2 separate regions of the Mus musculus genome follow, and region 1 is linked to region 2. Evidence: chromatin loops called from intact Hi-C (ENCODE). Cell type or tissue: gastrocnemius. All regions are shown on one strand. Each heading gives the region's core, and the rest is flanking DNA. Links, peaks and the distances in the headings are about the cores only. Region 1 overlaps Dnmbp (dynamin binding protein). Region 2 overlaps Abcc2 (ATP-binding cassette, sub-family C (CFTR/MRP), member 2).

The links. A loop is a pair of places that touch in the nucleus more often than their neighbours do. Peaks named below come from ENCODE experiments on the same cell type or tissue, not always from the same donor. Only the 100,000 strongest peaks of a DNase experiment are listed, where the experiment ranks them.
Region 1: it touches region 2 in a loop (15-fold over the local background); 7 of 42 quality-filtered maps call a loop at or near these places.

What each region holds. Positions count from the first base shown.
Region 1 is chr19:43,902,544-43,911,087 of GRCm38, reverse strand. Dnmbp (dynamin binding protein) reads left to right here. Exons shown (of 16, transcript NM_028029.4): 3 at 241-363; 4 at 8,030-8,544. Among named protein-coding and RNA genes, the nearest start is that of Gm50217, 14 kb to the left of the region's middle. In gastrocnemius, for the core only: CTCF peaks have their summits at 4,357 (motif pointing left) and 4,911 (motif pointing right); a DNase peak (open chromatin) is centred at 4,900; H3K27ac peaks cover 295 bases.
Region 2 is chr19:43,828,530-43,837,073 of GRCm38, reverse strand. Abcc2 (ATP-binding cassette, sub-family C (CFTR/MRP), member 2) reads right to left here. Exons shown (of 32, transcript NM_013806.2): 27 at 7,161-7,262; 28 at 6,520-6,663; 29 at 4,871-5,029; 30 at 3,043-3,209; 31 at 296-490. Among named protein-coding and RNA genes, the nearest start is that of Gm10768, 6.0 kb to the left of the region's middle. In gastrocnemius, for the core only: a CTCF peak has its summit at 4,491 (motif pointing left); a DNase peak (open chromatin) is centred at 4,475; H3K4me3 peaks cover 212 bases.

The DNA of each region.
Region 1 (8,544 bases), core at 228-8,227, 74 kb before region 2:
CCTTTACCCTCTGAATCAGCTCACTGGCCCAATAAATGATTTTAAATTGTATTCTCTGTGTTCTACAGACATCTGGTTTTGTACCTTACACTTTTTTCTACAGTAAATTCTCTAATTATTAGCATTAAGTCAGTTTTCGACTCAGGATTTGTAAATGGACTCAGAAAAGAAGTGGTCCTTGTACTCGGGCTGCGATGAAAAGAACACTCTGTGTGTAACTGGTGTGCTTCCATTTCTCAGGACAGTTCCCCAGCAGTTTTGTGGAGATCGTGACAATTCCCAGTCTGAAAGAGGGCGAGAGGCTGTTTGTCTGCATCTGCGAATTCGTATCTCGAGAGCTGAACAGTCTTTCCCTCCATCGGGGTAAGCAAAGCTTCGGAGGTTTGCAGAACCTTGCAAACGGGAGGCTTTTAAAATGTTCACTCACACCGGGCAGTTCTCTCTGCAAAGTCCTCCACACTGACATGAGGGGATGAGGGTGAGGCCTTACGCTAGGAGCGTGTGATAACTTTCATGGTTACACATTCTTATATTGTTTTAGATTTTATGTTTTTGAGACAGAGCCTCACTATATATCCCTGGCTTGGGACTTCATCTGTAGACCAGGCTGGCCTCAAACTCACAGGGATCCATCTGCTTCTGACTCCTGAATGCTGGGATTAAAGGCGTGAGCCATTGGGCCAACTTATCTTTATTTTTAAGTGTGTGTGTGTGTGTGAGAGAGAGAGAGAGAGAGATGGGGGGATATGAATATGTGCACATGAGCGGCAGGTACCTGGGGAGGTGACAAGAAAACATAAGCCTCTCTGGTGCCGGAGTTATAGGTGGTTGGGAGTTGCCTGACATATATGAACTGCTGCCCTCTGAATAAGAGAATATGCTTTTAACTGCTGAGCCATCTCTTCAGTCTTATCTGACCTTCAACACTAAGAGTGTTAGTAACTGTACATTATACATAATAGCATAGTTTGAAAGCTATTGCAAACTATTATTTCTACAGGTAAGAAGTGAGGCCTCAGGATAGCGACTCGTCGCTGTGGCCTTGTCCAGTGTCACCTTTTTACTCTTCCACGCTGTAGACACTTTAGACAGTGCTAATCTCTTCCCCATGTACGATTTTGCCAATGTGTTGCTACCTACTAATGTACAACAGGGAAACGGTCATTTTGACAAACGAGAGAAATGCAAGAGTGCCTGTTACTGTGCTTCCATTGGACAACGTAAAGTTCTCACGAGAACCAGTTTAGACAGGTGGTGCTAGCCCCTCCCCAGGATGAGTCAGGTATTTCTCGAAGTGTACCCCAGTAGGCGTACACTCCCAAAGATGGACAGGAACCTACTTCCATGCACCCACGTGGTTAAGAGACCAGGAGTGCTGCAGACTGAGGAGGCTTGCGATCCAGACTCAGTCATCATATCAAAGTCGAAGGGCTGACAAGCTGGGTTGTTTGTGTTGCAACTGTTCTTCATATGACATTGAAGGCAGAGGTCACACACACACACACACATACACACATACACACAGAGACAGAGACACAGAGACTTAGAGACAGAGACAGAGAGGGGAACCGAGACCTAGCAAACTTCTCTAACCCTTAGTCAATAAGAGGAAAAGAATACTGGAATTTTTTCTCATGTTCCTCCTCAATGTCGTGGGAGTTTCCTGCATGTCAGCCTGTACTCAGTCTCCCCTCTGGTAGGAAGTCAGTGTAGACTGTGAGATTAGAGCAGGGTCTTTGTCCTCGCTTATAGCTAGCCCAGCAGCAGTCGGGAGTCCAGGGCAAGCTTCCCCAGGTAGGATGGACAAAGGGCAAAGGCCTCTTGGCATCTCTGCAGACCATGTACAGAAGACAGCGTGGCTGCCTTGTCTGTCTGTCTGTCTGTACATATGTAAGTATGTATGTATGTATGTATGTATGTATGTATGTATGTTTCAGGGTTGGAGGTTGAACCCGGGGCCATGAACACACTAGTCAGTGACACCAGCTCTCAGCCACCCAGTCGCATCTCCAGCTCCAGAGTGGACACTGTCTGTCCTAATCCTGGCTCCTAGTGAAAACAGACATGCACACACAGTGCCTGTGACACTCAGAAGAGGACATCAGCTCCACTGGTCGGAAGTCACAGGTGGCTGTGGGTCACTGTGCGTGGACGCTGGGAACTGAACTCTGATTCTCTGCATGGCAAGCAAAAGCTCTTAGCTGCTGAGGTTTTTGTCCGGCCCTGAATCTGTAATCTTATGTTTTTGGTTGTGAGCCTAGCCTTTAATGGCTGAGCCATCTCTCCAGCCCTGAATCTGTAATCTTAATTAACAAACAAACACTATGCACAGTGTTCTGCCCGTGTGCGCCATGTGCATGCTTGGTGCCTACAGAAGCCAGGGAGGACATAGGATTCCCTGGAACTGGAGTTAGAAATGTTGTGTGCTGCCACATGGGTACTGGGAACCAAATTCTGGTCCTCTTCTGGAGTAGGACATGATCTTAACTGCTGAGTCCATGAATCTGTGGGCCTTAACTTGACTCCCTGTGATCTGTTAAACCCAAAGAGCTTAACATGGAGTCCAGAAGAATGAGATGCTGGGATGAGAGTCCACAGGAGAGAGGAGAGGATGCTGGGATGAGAGTCCACAGGAGAGAGGAGAGGATGCTGGGATGAGAGTCCACAGGAGAGAGGAGAGGATGCTGGGATGAGAGTCCACAGGAGAGAGGAGAGGATGCTGGGATGAGAGTCCACAGGAGAGAGGAGAGGATGCTGGGATGAGGGTCCTCAGGAGAGAGGAGAGGATGCTGGGATGGGATGCTGGGATGAGAGTCCACAGGAGAGAGGAGAGGATGCTGGGATGAGAGTCCACGGGAGAGAGGAGAGGATGCTGGGATGAGAGTCCACAGGAGAGAGGAGAGGATGCTGGCATGAGAGTCCACAGGAGAGAGGAGAGGACACTGGGATGATAGTCCACAGGAGAGAGGAGAGGATGCTGGGATGAGGGTCCACAGGAGAGAGGAGAGGATGCTGGGATGAGGGTCCACAGGAGAGAGGACTAGAAAGAGATGAGCTAACTCTCAGGGCTTTCTCCCCACACCTGGCATGTCTCATGGTTTGACATGGCTTCTGGTTTGAATAAGTCAAGCTTTCTTGATGAAGAGGTTGAGTTGTATCTTGTCCCTTTCTGTGAAGCTTGGCACACTGAAATTATGTTTAATTCCTTTTGTTTCTTTATATCTTACATCAGTAAGAATTAATTTTGCTATTTGGAGACAACATTACTACAGAATGAAGTATTGCTTCAGACTGCACACAGCTTATCAGATGTAAGTCCAAGGTTCCCTGATTTTCAAGTCTAGGCCTTGAGACAGTCCTGCCACTTCATTAGATGGAAAGTAAATTTGCATGAGACCAGCTCATAGCGGAATATGCATTCCTTTAGCCCTGTGCTCTATGGTTGTTAATCCAGATCCCTGGGGGCTTTTGATCTGTCCCTAGGAACCTTCACTGTAGCTGTCTTAAGGTTTCTACTGCTGTGATAAACACCGTGACTGAAAAGCAAGTTGAGGGGGAAGAGCTTTCATAAAAAAAAAAATCCAGGACCAAAAAAAAAAACCAGGACCTCCAGCCCAGGAATAGCCCCACCCACAATACGCTGGGCCCGCCTCCTTCAATCACTAATTAAGAAAATGTCTTACAGCCAGGTCTTCAGGAGGCATCTTCTCAGTTGAGGTTCCCTCCCTTCAGATAACGCTAGTTTGCATGCCAAGCTGACTCAAGCCCAGCCAGCACTGTATGGTGTAGCTTCTCCTCCGTGTGTACAAAACTGCTGATGAATGGATCAGAAGGAGATCTGGACACTTTTCAGAGTATTGGGGGGGGGCTGGTGAGATGGCTCAGTGGGTAAGAGCACCGACTGCTCTTCCGAAGGTCCCGAGTTCAAATCCCAGCAACCACATGGTGGCTCACAACCATCTGTAATGAGATCTGACGTCCTCTTCTGGTGTGTCTGAAGACAGCTACAATGTACTTACATATAACAATAAATAAATCTTTTTTTTTTTTAAGAGTATAGTTTGGTTGGTAGTCTGCTTGACTAACATCCACAAAGCCCCGGGTTCAGTGTTAACTAGCCCAGCATTCAGGAGATAGAGGCAGAAAGATCTGAAGCTCAGTTGTCTTCAGCTACACGGCCAGCCTGGGCTACATGAGAGCCATTTTGTGCCTTTTTAGTTGTTAAGTTACCTTTAAGAATTATCATTAAGATTATGAAGAGCAGCTGGAGAGATGGATGGCTCAGAAGTCAAGAGCACCGGCTGCTTTTCCAGCGGATCCAGGCTCAATTTCAAACAATGCCATGGAGGCCCACAATCATCTGTATCTCCAACTCTAGAGGATCTAGCTCCCTCTTCTGGCCTCTTTGGGACTGCACACCTAGGGTGCACAGACAACCATGCAAGCAACACAGCCATACACACAAACGAAAATTGCCAAAAGAGAAAACTATGTGTGTGTGTGTGTGTGTGTGCTTGCTTGCGTGCATGCAAACACGCGCATGATTTGTGTTTGTGTTATGAGTAGTGTTAAAAAGTGGGTAACCTAGCCTAGACGATAGATTGCTGATGGTCCTACATCTAAATCCATTGTTGCCACGCGCTGGGCAGTAGTTGTGATGTTGGACTAGTTATTTGCGACTTTCAGACCCAGTTTCCTTGCGTAACAGTTGGAGGTGATGACTTCCATATGTCAGGGTGGCTGTTAGGATTGCTGGGGTTGTAGTGTGAACCAGGCAAAGAGAAGCTCTGTGGCTCCTCGGTTGTGATGTGCCCCGGCCTGGCCTGTTCACACTCTAGGAGGGTTTGTGCTGGATGCCTCCCTCAGAGTGTCCTGGAATTGAGGTCATCAGTGACTCTTCCAGCAGGTGTCACCCTTGCCCCCTTCCCCGAGGCCAAGCAATTGCTTCCGATTCAGAAACAAAACAGTCTTCTAGAAGGAAGACTCAGTATGAGTGGCTAGTCACCCACTGTCCAAAAAGTCAAAACTAGAGAACAAAAAGTGAAGGAAAAAAGAAAAGAGGAAAGGAAAGGAAAAGGGAAGGAAAAAAGAATACCGGAAGCAAAAGAGAAAAAGATCAGGAGAGTAAAAATAACAAAGGACTACATATTATGGGATACCACACATCATTCCTCCTCCTATAAGAGAATGTATTAATCCTTAGATTCTCCAGAAAAACCAACTCCACCATTTTGGGTCTTTGATCAGGACCATGTTAGAATTTCCCAGCTGGAATGTCATCCTGCTGAGTGTGGCAGGGGCTTGTAAGGACAAACCTGTAGGCCACCGTAGTTACCAAGAACTACAATTACTGGGTATCCTCCGGTCCGAAAGGATTAGCCAGGACTCCACGGGAGTAGCTTGTTTGACTAATTAAAACAAGAGATTTTTAAAAAAATAAAAAACAAACCACCCCAGGAACAGTTAGGCCTATAAAATAAAGGCAGTTACCAGGTATGGGGGAAAAACAATCAAAAATGTAAGGTGGGGAGTGCCCGGACTGAAGTAACTAAGTCATCTAACTTGTGTGTTGGGGGTGGGGAGCTGGGCGTTGTCTTGTCTTGTTTTGAAAGTCCACCTTTATTATCTGCGAATCACGAATCACTCTCTGAGTGACTGGCTGCCCGGAAGTGAAGCTCATCCAAACGGCTCATTTGGAATAGAGAGGAGAACAACCCTATTGTCCGGGCTCATGGAGCTCTGGCCAAACAGACAGCTCTGCGAGAAGTGAGCGAGGCATTCAAAGCTGGCTGAGTGGGAGTTATGGCATGCTTTGATTCTCCTATTCACCAAGAGACCCATTGTGTCTGGGCAGTCATGTCACCAGTGACTTTCCTCTGTGGTCTGGCTGGCAGGCCTTAGGGCCCTGAGAGGGGACACTTGTAATTCTCAGGACCCAAGGCTTTGGCTGGGGTGGATGTGGGTTCATAAATTAAGGACTACAGAATTATGGGGGGCAGGACAATAAAAAGAAGTGGAAAATATTCGAGGTGTCAGCCACTAAGTGTAAACTGTTGTGTCGGGTGCTGTGCACTGTGGAGATAGAAACGCCAGGATTGAAGGGACAAGTGGGGGGTCTCACTGGTAGACCACAGGGGGTCCCCAAGCTGATATGATCTCCTAACACATTTTAAGGAAGACTGCTGAGGTTTCAAATGAGACAGAAGCAATAGTAAAGATTTGGGGTGTTCAGCAGGGTATGGTGGTACATGCTTTTAATGCAGGCACTTGGAAGGCTGAGGCAGGAGGATTGGAAGTTTGAGACCAGTCTGGAATATCCTGTCTCAAAGGCAAAACAAAAAAACAAAAAAAAAAAACAAAAAAAAAACAAAAAACAAAAAAAACAAAAAAAAAACCCTCTTGTGTGAGCGTGTGTCTCATGGGTGAGATCGTGATGGGTTGTTAGAGAGCAGAAACTGGATGAAACCTGAGCCACGCTCGGATGCGGCAAAGACAGAGTAGGCCGTTGGCGCCCTTGTGAAGGAACTTATTCAGAGTGTGTACAGAGCAAACATGTTTTATTGATCTCAGTTGATAAGGATAGGGCTGTTCCTAGCACCTGGGAGTCTGAGGCAGGAGAATTGGCACAAGTTTCAGGCCAGCCCATGCACTGGATTGAGACCCTATCTCAGAAAACAGAGACGGGTTATTAGAAAAGAAGTTGGTGAGCAGTCGGCCGTCATGTTTCATGACTAAGGCTTGAGAAAAGGGACGAGGTAAAAATATATTGGCCCACTTATAATTTGATAGGCTGGAAGAAATGTTTGGGATAAAATTTCAAAGAGAAGTCAGTGGGGATGAGGCCAGGTTAGGGTATTAGCAATGAGAATTAATAAGCGGAAGACATGTTTTGAGAGAAGAAACTAGAGGAAGCAAGGACATTATCAATGGGAGCCAGTGTTAGATGCAGGAGGATGAGATGAACCTGGGAGTGGAGGTCAAAGAATAGACAGATGGATGCCGAGCGCTCGCTGTTCAAAGGCGACCGACATCTCAGACTCTAAGGGCACAAAAGAGAAGTGTGCCCGTCGCTAGCTATCTCGCTTACATGCACTTAGGGAGGAAGTACCCATAAATGTCCTTAAAAGAAATCAAGAACAGTGCTGAGAGGTGACTGAGAGTTGAAGGCACTGGCTGTTCCCGCAGAGGCCCTGGGTTCAAGTCCCAGCATCTACTAGTGACTCACAAGCACCTTCTCGTTCCAAAAGATCTGACTCCCTCTGCTTCTTCTCAGGCACTGCATGCATCTGGTGCCCTGACATACATGCAGGCAAACAGCCATGCATATACAGTGCATCTCTCTTAAAGGCCCAGGAGCATATAAAAACAAGGACAGAACAGCTAGCCCACTCTCCAGTGTGTTTGGCTGGAAACCATGAGCTGCTGCCCCAGTCTGTCTGTCTGTCTTACTGTTTGCTGCTGTTCTACATCCCCCCAAGCAGCTCAAAACAGAGAGTTGACCCAATCACTGGCCGGGGGGTGGGAGGGGAGCGAAAAGGACGATTAAAATTAGTAATCCACAAAATGAGTACCCATAGTCATATAATCCAGCGTTGGTTATAAAGCAATTGATTATAGAACCTTGGGATGCGCTTTTAAAACTGGTAAATCTAAACACTAGGACAAATGTAACTGTTGGGTTATGTTTTGAGATATTGGTTATTTAAAGAGCTGGTTACTGGTTACTGGTTACTGGCTACTGGTTACTGGTTACTGGCTACTGACTCGGCGGGTGAAGGTACTTGCTGCCCACCCAGCAATCTGAGCTCTATCTCCAGGATCCAGGTGGTGGAAGGAGAGATTCATCTCAAATATGCATGCAATCCTAGCAACTGAGGATGCCTGCCGAGACAGGAGAGCTGTGGTGACAGCCTGGGCCACAGCGCACACAGTCCTTCCTGTCCCAACAACAGCCAAGAGTGCCCAATTGCTATGAAGTTGGTCCCTGGGGCTCTGGCCAAGGTCCTGACTTTTGCTTCTCTTTCTCCAGGAGACCTGGTGATTCTCGACGACAGCGCTCCCACTGCAGGATGGCTGCAGGGCCGAAGCTGCTGGGGCGCTTGGGGCTTCTTCCCATCCTCCTGTGTCCAGGAGCTCTGCCTCTCCTCTCGGAGCCGACGCTGGCACGCACAGAGTGCGTTGCTTCAGGCCCCAGAGTACTCCCTGGGACAAGCACGGGCCCTCATGGGCCTTTCTGCCCAGTTGGACGAGGAGTTGGATTTCAGGGAAGGAGACCTGATCACCATTATCGGGGTTCCTGAGCCGGGCTGGTTTGAGGGAGAGTTAGAGGGTCGGAGGGGCATTTTCCCAGAAGGTTTTGTAGAGCTGCTGGGGCCCCTAAGGACTGTGGATGAGTCCGTAAACTCCAGAAGTGGAGATGACTCCGCTGTCAACGGTGAGGTGGATGTCCCTCCAGAAGAAGCAGAGAGTGGAGGCGACGAGGACGACCAGCAGTCGGGGACCTATGGAATCGCCCTCTACAGATTCCAAGCCCTGGAGACGAAT
Region 2 (8,544 bases), core at 163-8,162:
AGGCTGTGGTAGCTGGGAAGGCCCATGTCCACATCTGTCATCTGTGTAAGACTGACTAAGCTTCCCATAGTCCCAGTACAGTTTCTTATTTTATCCTTGGCCCCATTAGCTTTTATTAGCTTGATGTACAATGTTGGCTAAATGTATTAAAACTGTGAGGCCTCAGAGTTCCAAATAACATCGTTAAGCCTCCTGCTGTGGCGTGCCTTTGGGCTTCTAGCTGAAGCTGTGACTGTTGCTCTGGGTTAGGTTCTGCCCCCTCACTAGTCGCTGTCCATGGCGCTCACACACTCACTTGTCACTGTCCATGATGGTGTGCAGCCTGTGTGCGATAGTGATGACCGTGCACTGGGAGAACTCGTTCCGGATGGTCGTCTGAATGAGGCTATCCGTCTCTAGATCCACTGCGGCTGTGGCTTCGTCCAGGACCAGGATTTTGGATTTTCGAAGCACGGCCCTACCCAGGCATAGGAGCTGCCTCTGCCCTATGCTGCAATCAACAGAAGAAGCCTCATATAAGTTCCAAAGACTAGGGTGAAGGCTGTAGCTTGGGGTCAGTTTCATGATTCGATCCAATCTAGATTTCCAAAACGACTTCAAAATCTCCCCATGGCCACCGTTATAGGCAATGTTTTCTAAACGTCCTCAGTAAGAAGACTTACCGGGAATACTTGATTTAAAAAGTTTGTTTCTGGATCTCCTTTAATACAGATTTGGGAACAGCCTAGAGATGTACATTTCTAATAGGCACTCCAGATACTTTCATGTTCAAGCAAGTTTGGAAGACATTGCCCCAGAAACAGTGCTTTTTTTGCATTTGGCAAATGATAGCGGCAGTTGCCAATAACAGGAGCATACGCCGGCAGTGTCTGCCCTGACACCGCTGACATAGGGTGGCACTTCCTAAGGATGCCCCAGTGCCATTTCTTTGTGGCCTTAGCAAATGCATTCATTATTTTAATGTGCAATTCTAGTCTCAGGCTAATTATTTGTTTAAGACTTTCTGCCTTGATTAGAGACGACGCTATCTAATGAGCCTGGTGTCTTGGTGTGAGATGCAATGTATGTGGAATTCAAATATACTTGTAAAATGCAAATAGCTTTAATTTGGTAAAAGTCTATAATGAAAGCTGGACCTCTTGCTTACATAAAGGAGCTCTGGGAAATGATGTGAAGGAAAAATTTGGGAATTTGCTGATTACTCTTGCCTGCTGCGGTCATTAGGGATTGTAATAAACGGGTAGTTAGACTAACGTCCTGTAACTCCTCTGTAAGAACATTTCTGCCAGAGATAGGAAGCCAAACAAAATGAACTCCCAATGTTTGTCTGTAGTGTAAGATCAGGCACCCTGCAGAATCACAACTTAGCCGGGACCAAAGTTCTGCCCGGGTCAACTGTACTTTATGATCACAGTGCCACCTGGGCTTTCTTCTGCTCTCTGGTGCTCACCCCTGTCACTTATCAAAGGTGTTTTAATCTGATTTGTTCCTCCTCTGATATATGCAAGTTCTAATTCCCTAAACCAAGTCTGAAACGCAGGTCTAAAGTAAAAGCCCTAGTAAGAGAGTGAAGTATCTCTTTGCACGGGCAAGACAGGGAATGTCACTGTCACATCCTGACATAATGTCCCCCATGTCGCCCCTGCAGTATTAACAGTGTGGCCATTTATCCCATAAGCCTGCCTCTCCCAATATGTTTTATGTGCTTGGAAATCCAGGGTTGGGTCTGTGAGGTTTGCCTCTGTGTCTCCAGTGCCTGGCACATAGTAGGTATTAATACATATTTACTGACTGCATATTTGAGTGGTCTTTTATATAGGGCTAAACAGCTATTTAAGCCTTGCTGCCCCCTGTATCTGTTGCAAAGGAAAGCAAGACAGATGACATTTGCCACCAAGCCATGCAAGTGTCCCCTGGGTGAAGTCACCGTGGTCCTGGGTCCAGTTGGTTTTGAGGGACAGTCTGGACAGTGGAACTTAAGTTCTCTGGCTGAGTCCCTCAGTCTAGTTGGGGACCAGGGCTTTAAGCAGGCTTCTCAGGTAACAGCGCACAAGCCACCTGGGAACCTTGCTAAGATGTAGGTTCAGACTAGAAGGCACACGGGCTGAGCTTCCGTGTTCATATGAAGCTCCTACGTTTATCCAGAGCTTCCAGGCCATTTGTTTGATCTACTGATGCTTTAGCTGCTGGTGGTCTATGCCTGGCCTTCCACTGTGGAGGTACCTGGGTCAAAAGCAAGAACTGCCCACGAGCCACAGGCTTTGCCTAATGGCTCAGCTTCAGTATGTGAAGGAGAGCCCCAAACTCTCATGGGGAGAAGGCCAGAACCTTGCGTCAACAAATGCACAGTGAAGACCACAAGCCAAGTGTCAGGATATATATATATATTAAGGTAAAAACTATAAACTCAGAGAGTCACTGTTATCAATTTAAGGTGTTTCTGCAATGCCCAAGAGCTTTGCTGGCAGTAAATCTTATCTGTGTCCCTTTAGATTGGAGGTTCTCAAACTGAGATGCCTTTTATAGCCCGAGGGGATCTTCATGTCCCCATGTCCATCCAGTCTGTGTTTCATAACAAATATACCAGATTGGACCAGGGATCCAGCTGTTGCTGCTGAGCCTTGAGACTCTGGTTTCTGTGATTTTTCCACTAAAATGGCACTTGTAAGTTCATGTCATATAATGTCACAGAAAGGGCACATTTCATAACAACATGTGTTCCTGTGCATTTTTAACATCTGCTTTTTTTTTTTTTTTTTTCCGAGACAGGGTGTCTCTGTATAGCTCTGGCTGTCCTGGAACTCACTTTGTAGACCAGGCTGGCCTCGAACTCAGAAATCCTCCTGCCTCTGCCTCCCAAGTGCTGGGATTAAAGGCGTGCACCACCACACCCGGCTTAACATCTGCTTTTATCGCATTTTTACACATTAGGAATTTGATCTACACAGTTATAAATCCCACAATGCCAGATGGTATCTAAGACCAGAACATAAGAAACAACTCCCTCACACCCCCACACAGCCCGTGGAAGAAGTAGCTTACCTCAGGTTGTCACCGCCCTCTGTCACTTCATGGAGCAACCCAAGTTGCAGGCCAGCCACAAAGGATTTGAGATGAGCCAATTCCAGGGCCCTCCAGATCTCCTCATCCGAGTATTTGTTGAAAGGGTCGAGATTCATCCTCAGATTCCCAGAGAACAAAATGGGGTCCTGCAAGTTGGAGAATGGGAAGCCATCAGGGCTTATGTCAGCAAAGGGCTCAGTCATTCTTTGTGGCCAGGAGAACGTGGGTAGGAGTGGTCTGGCATGAACTCTAGGCAGGAAGCTGGCTCACGATTGAGCTTTTGGAAGCCTCTGAAGGCCCCGAGTACCTGCAACCGGAACACTAAACGGGGTGGGGGGTGGGGGTGCGGTGGTCCTTGGTTTGCACCTGCTTCGTTCCGTTCTGGGACCCACTTGTAGACATCCAGATGAAAAGACCATCATTTCCTGAAACAAAGCCTCCTGGCTTAGGACAAGGGAGACCAAGAGACATAGAAAGAGATTGTGTAGTCATCTGAGAAACTCTTATGTTTTGAAGAGGCCACAGAGAACAATGCACTAAACTAAGAAAACCCGGGGCCTGACAAGATATTCTCACGCACAAGCCCGAGTTTGAGTACCCAGCATCCCGCAGAAAGTGGAGCCTATGTGCTCACGCTGAGAGGGAGAGAGAAGCAGAGACTAGAGGCTGTCCGGAGATACCCACCACTGAGCTAGTCAAAACAAAACCTTTAAAAGGCCAAAGACAAAAATCCTCCTGAGGGGCTTGTGGTTAAAAGCACTTGCTACTTAGTATTCTTGCAGAGGATCCAGATTCAGTTCCTAGCACCCACACGGCAGCTTACAACACTCCTTAACACATGATCTTAATGCCAGGCTTCTGTGAGAGCCAGGTCCAAATGCTCTTAGATACACACAGGCAAAACACTCATAGCACATAAAATAAAACATCTTAAAACAACAGCAACAGCAGCAGCAGCAGCAGCAAATCCCAAAACGGCGAGCTACAGGTTCCTCGAGAGACCTTGTCTCAGTGGAATAGAGGGGAGAGTGACAGAGAGGGCATCTAATGTCACATTGTACTAAGCAACATTAAACCCTCCACAGGCACCAGGCCACAGTGCAGAGGGAGCGATGGTTCTCCGCCTCCTGTGAGTGGAGAGGTCTCTGTGGCAATTCTTAACTCGGTGGGGTCCATAGAGCAAGCCAAAGGGAGGTCTTTCTTGCTGATACGATGAATGTTCCGCTTGCTGGCAAAAACCCGCAGCAAATTCCCTCCTCTATCTTTTAGCCGCATCAAATGAGGAGTATAAAGCTTAATGACTTCAAGCTTCGGCGGCAAAATTGCTACTGCTAATTACAAAGGTCTCAGCAAACCCTGATGGGCTAACAGAAACGCCAACTAATCATCTGCTCTATCCGAGTGCTGGCGCGTTGCTGCCACCTACTGGTAGCTTCTAGCAGCCACCGGTCACATGCAAAATACAGAACTTTTTAGTCGAGAAACAGAATCTCGGGGAATTCGTCTGGAATCGTGGTATGAAGATGAATCTTGATAGTCAACTTTTGGGAGAGAGTGTCTATATTTGACACTTGGAGAGTGCAGACACAGTAGGACCAGCCGTCCCACATGCCTACTGCTATGCCTTACCACCAAGAACTGTGCCCCTTCTCAGTGAGCCGAATTAACCCTTCCTCCTGTAAGTTGTTTCTTGACAGGTACAATGACAAGAAAACTAAGCAATACAACTGCCAGAGTTGTTTTTGTAATTGAATGCATGTCAGTGTTTCCCCACTGCGTGTGCCCAAGTAAATCCTCGTTAACTAACCTGGGGAATGATGGTCAGTCTCCCTCGAAGGTCGTGCAGTCCAATGGAGGCAATATCAATCCCATCAATGATGATCTGGCCACCTGCAGACTCTAAGATTCTGAAGAGGCAGTTTGTGAGGGATGATTTTCCAGCTCCGGTCCTGCCCACCACACCGACCTGTGAATATAGTTCATTTACATCGACTTCAACATGCAATTCTCGGAGGAAAAAAAATTTAGCCTATGTATTCACAATCGCACGTGATAAAAAGAACCCCATACCAAATATATCAAATGGCTTTTAGTTTTGGTGAGAGGGAAAAAATGCCCAGATGTCAAGAAAAAAAATGGCTCTCCCATACTCCGCCTGAGTTGTGTGCTGAAGACCGTGACCGCTGGAAATAGACAAACCCTCTTCTCCATTGTTGTCACCGCCAATCTTGACAGTCATAGCTTATTCCCTTTTTAAAAAAGATTTCATTTAAAAAGTAGACAGAGGGCTGGAGAGATGGCTCAGTGGTTAAGAGCACTGATTGCTCTTCCAAAGGTCCTGAGTTCAATTCCCAGCAACCACATGGTGGTTCACAACCATCTGTAATAGGATCTGATGTCCCATTCTGGTGTGTCTGAAGACAGTGACAGGGTACTCACACACATAAAATAAATATCTTTTTTTTTTTTTAAGTAGACAGAAAGGAACTTTGGGATGGCTCCGTAGGTGATGGCATTCGCTGCTAAGCCAAATGACCCGAGTTCAACCCTTGGAACCCACACGGTGGAACAAGTTGTTCTGTGTCCTTCACACATGCATGTGCACACCCACAAAATAAATAAAAATGTAATAATTTATTTTGTATTACCTCTCTTGTCTTCTGAGAGTATAATTACATTTCTCCCCGTCCTTTCTCCCCTCCAAGCCTCCCACACACACCCTTCTTTATTATCTCTCAAATCCATTGTCTCTTTTCTCATTAACTGTTGCTACACGCATATATGTAATGCACATATTCACATGAATACACAGACGTACATCCCTAAGCGTGAGCTGCGTGGTCTGTGTAACGCCGCGTGTATGTACGTTTTCAGGGACGGACATCTGCCGTGTGCTTCCTTGGGGATGGCTAACTCTCCAGCTCTAAACTGCGGAGCACTTCATGGATCTGTGTGTCCCCTTCCTTGCTCGGGGGCCATGCTAATCTGCCCATGATGCTCTGATTTGAGTATCTGAGCTGCCAAAGGGAGAACTGGGTTGTTTGTTTTGACTTTTAGTAGCGGGAAGGAAAGACTTGTCACCAGATGAGCCTTGGGTCACCCCTGGTCCTCAGCCCCCTTGCCCAGGTTGATTAATTGATGGATAGCTTTGCTCCATTAGACCTGTAAGAGTGTACTCAACTTCAAAGACCAGAACACTAGACTCTCTCCTGCTTAGGCTCAGCAGTTCTGCGTCCAGGTCTGAGACTTCACACCTTAAGCCCGCACAGGAAATGAGCCCCAGTGGGCTGGCAGGGAGGCAGGATCCAGCCCTCCGGGTGGGTCCCTTCTGCGTTCCCAGAGTACAGGAAGAATCCCCATTCTCTCCCTGCACCCAAACGGCGAAGGCCTGGGACCCTCCTTCTGTGCCCGGCTATTCCCTGAGTCCTCCCAAGCAGAGCCGTCTTTCTCACCCACCTTCTCGGTGCTCTTGATGTTACAAGTAATCCCTTTCAGGACCAGATCCAGCTCCGGCCGATACCGCACTTGATAGTTGTTGAACTGGATCTCACCTTTTTTGGGCCAATCTGCCGGAGGCTTCTTGTCGGTCACCCACGGCGCCTGGCAAGGGGAAAGGATGAGAAACGCTGGACGTGGTAAGCAGTCCAGCCAACAGCTGCCGTGGGACTCATAGCATTTGACAGAAGGGTAGCGGGGACCTCTACCTGAGTGGACTGGGCTTTTCTGACTTTATTCAATAAGATACCCTACAAGGTTGCTCTATGGGTTTCTAGAACGGCACCACCATTTAGGAAAACTGTTTCCTCCTCTTACATTTGAAGAAATTAAGTCCTTTGGGTTAGAGCATGTGAGACTTGAAAGTTGTTCTTTAAAGCTAAAGATGCAGCTGGGCGGTGGTGGCCCTCGCCTTTAATCCCAGCACTCGGGAGGCAGAGGCAGGCAGATTTCTGAGTTCTAAGCCAGCCTGGTCTACAAAGTGAGTTCCAGGACAGCCAGGGCTATACAGAGAAACCCTGTCTCGAAAAACCAAAAAAAAGGTAAAGATGCCCTCTTGAGAGCGTGTTGGGGACCTCCGCCCGAGTTTCGATAACTCTCACCTCATTATCCACATTTATGTATTCATTTATTCGCTCAACAGCCACGATGTTGGTCTCTACTTCTGACGTCATCCTCACTAGCCAGTTCAGGGTTTGTGTGATCTATAGAAGAAAAAAAATTATATCAAGCATACACCACAACACACACATATACACATACCACACACAACATACACACACACATACCACACGCATATACACACACATACTACACACAACACACACATATACACACACCATACACACACATAATACCATACAACACACACACACATATACATATTCAGGTTCAGAAACCACCTCAGTTAGTTAGTTATACCACAAGGTTAACTGAGCAGTTAATTTATATTCAAGGGCTGTGGTGATATAAAAAGGGTAATTCTTTTTTAATTCTTATTTTCTTAGCATAGAAATAAGACCAGTACACTGATTGGCTGGGTAACAATTGAATACTCAACTGTGTGGTGCTCACATGAAGGGCAATATGAACTCTGAATCGTTCAGGGGTAAAGCTTGGGTGAAAGAGGTTGGCTCTTGGTGAACTGGTACGAGAGTTCAGGTCTCCTGCCTGCAAACCTAGTGTATTTGTAGAATTGTAGATGGTACTCTACAAATGGGGGATACCATGAGAAAAGAATCGGGGAACAAGCAGACTTTCAAGCAAGCTGCTGTCTCTCTCTTAGTCATCAAGGTTGGGTCTCCATATGGTCCCTTGTCCTCCCTGGGTCTAGATGTCTCCCAGCCACCACACGGATGTGTTTAACCACATGGTGCAGGCCAGTCTGCAGTACTAGGATTACTCAGACATGAGCTTTTTCAAGAAGGCATTGAGAGCTTGCACATATCACAGGAGTTTTGTGGAGTGAAGGAGAGCTGAGAGAGAGAGAGACAGCCACACACCCCAGACCAGGCCATGAAGACTAAGAGTGGCAACTTTGTGTAGGATGAACCATGTATAATTGCTGACACTTGAATATTTAATCTTGGTTCAATCTAACGGTGTCCTACTCTGCCTTGACTGTCTTGAGGGATAAATAAAATGGCAAAAAAAACCAAGTGACTCTGGGGTGCCCTCTCATAAGCCTCCTTGAGCTTCATTAATCTCTTTTGTGTTTGTTTTTATTTTTGTTTTTGTTTTCTGAGACAGAGTTTCTCTGTGTAGCCCTGGCTGTCCTGGAACTCACTCTGTAGACCAGGCTGGCCTCAAACCCACAGACACCCACCTGCCTCTGCCTCCTGAGTGCCGGGACTAAAGACGTGCATCATCCCCTGCCTGCTGAGCCTCACTAATTTCTAATGTCAACAGTGCAGTATAAGCACATGAAATATAAGGTACTTGGAAGAGCTGCATAGTGAGATGGCGTAATGTCCAAAGTAGCTAAGG